2 separate regions of the Mus musculus genome follow, and region 2 is linked to region 1. Evidence: chromatin contacts called from ENCODE POLR2A ChIA-PET data. All regions are on one chromosome and are shown on one strand. The core of a region is the stretch at or near the end of the contact, and the rest is flanking DNA. Distances in the headings are between cores, read along the strand shown. Region 1 holds the start of 1700104B16Rik (a long non-coding RNA gene). Region 2 holds the start of Rbpms (RNA binding protein gene with multiple splicing).

Region 1 (3,057 bases), core at 190-2,689:
AAGTTTGAAGAATTGGACTCTCCTTTGGACCTGACAAAAATTTAGTTATACAAAGTTAGTTTCTGCATCATCACTAGTATCCTATGTTGGGGGGGGGGCGGGACATACAAAACTAAGACCCAAAGTAATTAGTACTAATAAACTACAGCTATGGGATATTTAAATACTGGATTAGGCTGTACAAACAAGGATAGTTGTAGGGTGCAGGATGGGCCAATTATTATTATTTGTTGTTGTTGCCAAATATCGCACCCACATCTTATATTGTCCCCCAAAAAATCAAAGACAGGTCACAGGTATGAAAAGAGCCGGTGTTCGAAGCGCAGAAGCTGAGCTGTAAGTTTTGAGGTTGAAGTCCAGAAGTTGAATTCTATGTTGAGTTTGCCTTTGCTAGACTGTCCCTCCCACCCCCAAGCCCCCCGCCACTTGTTAAAGGTGGTTCTGGTGAGTGGTATTTGAAATAAAATAAAAAAGCTTGGCATGGAGCAGCACTTGGTAGGCCGAGGCAGAACGATCTCTGCAACTTTAATTCAAGTTCCAGGCCAATCAGGGCAACACAGGAAGACCTTGTCTCAAATAACCAAAACCACCCACCCTCCAAAAAATATGACAGATTTATTGGTAATGTTGCCGGTTGGGTTAGACTCCAGAGCCGGCTGAAGGAGCTGCTCCGACTTTGTGCCAAGAAAAGCGGCTTTCCGTTCTTCCCTAGAGCAGAGCTGGTAGAGTAAACGTGGCTACCGGCAGCCTTTGAGCGCGCTCCGGTCGTCATGGAAACTCGGGGCGGAGCACGCCGTGACGCAGGCGCCTTTTCGGAGCGGCGTCGCGGTGGTTGCTGGGAGCGAGCGTCCTAGCCGCCGCACCAGGAAGTGGAGGGCGGGGCCGGGGCTGTGTCGCCAACGCCACCACCACGGCCGCCTCGGGTTCGACCCCCTTGGCAGGTCCGTGTTGGGCGTGCGCGCCGCGACGGCGGCGGGGGGCGGGAAGCGGGCCCGCGGTGGGCGGGTGTGTGCGTGCGTGAGTGCGTGCGTGCGTGCGGCCGAGGCGGAGGCTGGGAGGCGGCGCGGGCTGCGGGCGCTGAGGTAGGGACTGCGGCGGCGGGCGAAGGGGGACGAGTCCCGCGTGGGACTCGGCTGCCCCGAAGCGGGACGCGTCTTCCGAGGGGACGCGCGCGTGGACGCCACGCCGCCGAGCCGTTCTCCAAAGCCGAGCCCCCGAGAGGAGGGGCTCGCCCCAGCCAGCATTGTCTTTTAGGCCGGACGTCCATACAGCAAACTTTCGGGTTGGAAAGCGGGAAGGATTCCGGGTGGGCGAGCGGATGGTGCCGACCGCTTCTTGGCCACAACCACAGCAGCCGAGCTCATCCCTGTGTGGAGTTGGGGGGACCACCATGGCGTCCCCTCCCGACTGGCTTTTCTAATGCTGCTTTAAACTTTTTGAGGTTGTGAGTTTTCGGAGGAGTCGAGAGGTATTTTCCCGATCGAACTCTGCGCTCCGTTTTCCTGATGTGCTCCGGTACTCGGGGGCGAGCCGTGAAGCGAGAGACAGAGTAGACAGACAGGCTGCTGGAAGATTGCAGATTCTGGGGTAGGAAAGAACTGGACAGTGGAGCCTGAAGATTTGAAATGTTAGTTTTCCGGTAGCTATCCACCGTGAAACGTACCAGCTCTCGGTCGTAACATCCTGTTCGGGGCTTTTGATTGACCAGATTAATGTAAAGTAGACGTGGATATAGTTTCTTTACCACCCAGGTTAGCCCTAAGATGTGCACTGCAGTACAGATGTTGGTTGCAAAAGGAGGAAAAGTTAGTTGGAACTCCGGAGAGTAAACCGCTTGCTCTGGGTGCCTTTGTTGGTATCATCATATAGAGAGGTCTCTCTTATTTCAGAAAGCTTTGCTAGGGTTCCAGGGCTGGGACACATGACTTCTTACTTAGTTGTGCCACTTCTATTCAGGTTTTATGTGTTAAAATTAGCCATAGCACTAATGCTTAGTCTTTCAGACTTGTGGGCATTATGTAGTTAGGTTTTTCTAAGTTGTACAGGTTTGATCTGTCCTAAAGTCTTTATTTGACGTCCAGATTAGTCATCTGACCTTATGAAGTAAAATGTTCCTGTTTTAGGAGTTGCAAACTGCCTGTTTCCTCAGTCTTCTCACGTTGTGAATTTTTTCTTATTTTCATGCTTTCCCTACTCATACCTCTCTCACTTGCATATTAAGTTAATGTTAATTTCTTACCTAATACAACCAAAATAACAATTACTCTTGAAAAAAAATCTTTCATAAATACTTCCTCACTTTTAGAGTTGAGCCAAGTATGTACAACACTGATAGTGCCCCATTCCCCAGACCTAGGAGGAAACTACATTTAGAGCAGTTCTGTAGATTATTTGCTCAAATGTTAGGAATTGAAACTGGGAGGAGCAGATGTTTTACTCTTAGACCAGGGACTCTTCGACTCTTCTTACATAAAGTTCACAGTGAGTTTTCCATATGAGTGCTTTTTTTTTTTTTTAAATCCCTTTGGATCAAGATTGAACCTGTCACACTGCCACTTGCCTCCAGCAAGCTATATCTCCAGTCTCCATCTCCCTGTTATTTAATCAAGGAACTCAGTGTGTGTGGAACCAGTTAGGATGCTCCGGCTTTCCTGAAGATGTACGTGGAAGCAATACTTAGTAAAAACTGAACTTGAGGTTAACGCTGTTTTGCTAGGCTAGTGACTTAGTACTTTAATGATGCTAGGCAGCTGCCGTGAGCTCCCAGTCGATATCACAAAGGCACAGTTGATATGCTGTTGTGTACCAGGTTGCTAGGCATTTATGTTCAGTACAAAAGATGGATTGAATGCATTTTTTTTCAACTTAAAATATTTTCAGTGTATGAAAGGGTTATCATTGGAAGTAGCCTCTGTAGAGTGGTCTTTCCCCCCTGACTGAACACTAGTGTGAAATTCATTCACAGGGGCAAGAGTGAGCTTTTCTGAACCGTGCTGCAGAGTGCTAGGAAGAGAAAAGACTTTTTGTAAGATTCATGGTGATTCAACTGGTGGTTCT
Region 2 (3,458 bases), core at 485-2,984, 200 kb after region 1:
AAGGGGCCATCTTTTTTTTTTTTTTTTTTTTTTTTTTTGGTAAGTTTAACTGGTCAGGAAATAAACTGAAAAACAGCCGGAACTTGCAGACGGCCCCTGGCTTTGTTATAAAACAGTATACACAAAACTTTCCAAAGCAGTATTGCTGATAAAATAGCTAATTTCTTCAGGTGAAGAGGCAGTTTTTCAACTCTTCCATTCATTTAAGAGGCACCAAGTCACAACTGAGCTAAGATCTATTTTTGCATTGATTTGCATACGTTTCGATCTCTCCTGTCTTCCCCATTTAAACAGTTCCCACTTTACCAGTGGATAGTTCACGCAGGTCTGAGTTGGGTAGATGGATACTCTTCTTTAATGTTTGGTTTCACTCTCTGTGTTTAAGTTTGCACAAGCGTCCCAATACTCTCACCATACTAACTGCTTTAGAGTCAGTTCGGGTTGTGTACGTCCCCTTTATTAGGATGTAAATTACCTGTAAGAACACTTTTTTACGTTATAGTGGGATGGGCAGTTTCTGCTACTGCACACTCAATTCTGGGAGACCTTTAAAATGGTAAATATAATTTCTTGTATTCCAGATAACACATTTGCAGGAGTGAAGGCGAAACAGGATATCACAAAACTGACAAAATTCACGAGCCCCAAGTACACCCCCGTCCACCACCGGCGTTTTCAGTAAGAAACGCACCACAGCCGCAAATTGTTTGTAAATTCCGAGTGTGCCACATAAAGTTGTGATTTTCCCCCCTTTAAAAACACCCTCCACGCACCTTTGCTTTGGGGAACCCAAAGCTTTTAGCCCTTGTTACTCTACGCCCCCACCCCCACATTCGACCTCTCCCAGGTTCGGCGGGGGTCTCCGACTCATCGGAGAAGAATGCGTCCTATGAGTTATCTATTAATCCAAAATGTCTCAGCTAAGAAGATATTTCACCCAGAACTTTTAACACCGAAAGGGAGGGAGGGAGTAAGAGAGGGAGGGGAGCTGGGGTCGGAAGTATCTTTTACTGAGAACTTTCCCAGAGTTTCTCCCTTCGCCATACCTCCCTCCCTCCAATTTCCAGCTGCAAGACGCAAGAACCCAAGTCCTGACCCTCCCTGGTCCCAATCATCTGAGGTCACCCGGGAGTCAGCTCTCGATTCCGCTTTCAACATCCCGAGTAGACAAAGCTGAGCATTCTACTTACAAAAGTCTCGGGAAAGTCCTCAAAACTTATGCAATAACCAGAGGCAGGCGGACGCGCGTGGACCCAGTCCCGCGCCCTCCGGACGCCCGCGTCCCGTGCTACTCCCCCCAGCCCCGGCCCGTGCGCCCCGCGCCCCCCAGCCAGTCCCCCTCAGTACCTCCTCCTCCTGAAGGTTGGCCTCGCTCGGGGTGTTCTCCTTCTCGGCTTTGCCGCCGCCGTTCATCTTCCCGGTCCTTCGTCGCCGCGCGGGACTGGGGCGCGGGGTTGGAGGCGAGGGCGAGGGCGCGCTCGCCCGCTGCTACCTTCCCCCGGGGCGGGCTGCGGGGCTGGAGCCGGGCGGCGCAGCGGAGAGCCGAGACGGACCGGCGGGCGGGGACCTCCGAGAGGCCGGGCGAGCCCCGGAGTCGGGACGCGGCCGAGACCGAGGAGGCGAGGCGGCGGGCGCGGTTGGGACCGGAGCCGCCGAGGACGCGCTGCTGGCAGGCTCTGGGCAGCGGGGCCGCACGCAGCGCGCTTTCTCTCGCCTTCCTCCCTCCTCCCCTCCCTCCTCTCCTCCCCTCCCTCCTCTCCTCCCCTCCCTCCTCTCCTCCCTCCGCCCTCCCTGGACGTGCGCGGCCGGACGCAGCCCAGAGAGACGCGGATCGGGACAGCGAAGCCCCCCGCGAGAGGAGGGGCGCGGGGCGGAGCGGTCGAACCCAGGGCTGGGCTGGGCTGGGCTGGGTTGGGCTTGGGGGAGGGGGGGTCGGCACCGGGGTCACGAGGCCGCGGGGACCGCGGGCGGAAGGTCGGGCCGCCCCTTCTTTCTCCAACCCCGTGGACCTAGGCGTCTGGGCGGGCCAGCGGCGGTGGGCTTGGAGAGGGGGCTCAGAGCCGAGGACAAGCCTTTCGGGGTAGGGGTGGGGGGCACATGGACTGGAGCGCGCTACTTTTGTTTGCTTGCTTTTCACGACGGGTGTGCACCCAAACCCACCCTCCGTGGCAATACCCGCCGAGACTCGGTTCTTCCCGGGCAGAAAGGTGACGGGCACGCGGGACAGCCCACCACCGAGCCCCGCTTTTGCAGGACACCGCTTGCCACCCCATTGCGGGTGCCCGAGTACAGCGAAACCTCCCAGCCTCCCCCCGCCCCCCCCACTTCGGCCGCTATCGCTCTCTAGGCTTCCGGCCGCCCCTGTTCAGACTCGCACAGCCGGCACCAGACTGTTCTGGAATCGGGTCTGTTTACATCACTCTACGGGGAGCCCCTTCCTGGAATACAGGACTACGTCCTGTTTATCTCTGCCATAACTTAAGTAGGCTACCTGGAGCGTAGTCCCGGAGCGTAGTAGGCCCTCCATATGTACTTGTTGACTAAATATCCCTCACTGCCCCTCAAAGGTCAAGACATTTATCTCTAGAGAATCAAAGCAATTACCCAACACCGGATGACCGCATAGCTTCCACTTCCTCATCTATAAAATGAATAAATATTTCATACATATATACACACACATACATATTCTCCCATTTCACTGATTATATATATACACACACACATATATATTACAATCATTATATGTGTGTGTGCATATATGTATGTATGTATGAATATATATATATATCCCAGGGTTTTAGAGATTATAGGTGGGGCGAGCCTCAGGTTCCTAACACCCATACTTGCACAATTGTGGTTTACAATAGGCGGAAGCTAGCATTATTATTAAGGAAGTTTCCATTTTCCTGGTCCTAGAGAACTTTTCCAACAATAGATCCTGTAAGCTCCTAGACTTTTGACTAGTTTGGACAGACATTTAAAACCCACGATTCAGCGGATGGTGCCTGTCTCTCTGAGGAAGTTCGTCTGGCATGCCGCACCAATCACGATTTCTCATTTATGGCTTGGTTTAACTGTTTATCTCTTTCTCCCTACTCCACATTCTTTACCCTTCCCCGCTTTGTGTGCGGTTGGGGGTGGGGTGAGGCGGGAGAGGGTGGGAGCTGAAGATAAGGGCCCTGCCTTTAGGCAATTCAAAGTAGTGTTGTGGAGACAAGATACCCCAAACAACTCCAAGGCAACATAGTCGCTGAATCCTGGTTCAAATTATAAAAAGCAGGATACGCGCAACGTCGTTCTTTTGCTTTTAAAGGCGTTGCGAAGTGAAAATCCATAGTGATACTTGGTTTTAGATCATAAGTTTTCTTTGAGGGGATCTGGAGACGTGGGAAAGTTTCTAAAGGAAAATAATGTTTTAAGTTGCTGTCATAATACCACTGCTCTCTGTAGGAACC

What was found. ChIA-PET counts read pairs that join two places held with the same protein, here RNA polymerase II (POLR2A).
Region 2: POLR2A ChIA-PET joins it to region 1 with 11 read pairs in Patski. The contact joins the promoter of Rbpms here to the promoter of 1700104B16Rik in region 1. POLR2A ChIA-PET finds 5 or more read pairs at or near these places in 2 of 5 experiments (Patski and embryonic stem cell).

What each region holds. Positions count from the first base shown.
Region 1 is chr8:33,731,048-33,734,104 of GRCm38, forward strand. It overlaps 1700104B16Rik (a long non-coding RNA gene), which reads right to left and starts at 1,440. Exons shown (of 2, transcript XR_004691281.1): 1 at 742-1,440; 2 at 1-30. It overlaps Gtf2e2 (general transcription factor II E, polypeptide 2 (beta subunit)), which reads left to right and starts at 1,020. Exons shown (of 8, transcript NM_026584.3): 1 at 1,020-1,082.
Region 2 is chr8:33,928,129-33,931,586 of GRCm38, forward strand. It overlaps Rbpms (RNA binding protein gene with multiple splicing), which reads right to left and starts at 1,735. Exons shown (of 8, transcript NM_001042674.2): 1 at 1,348-1,735. The coding sequence starts at 1,413.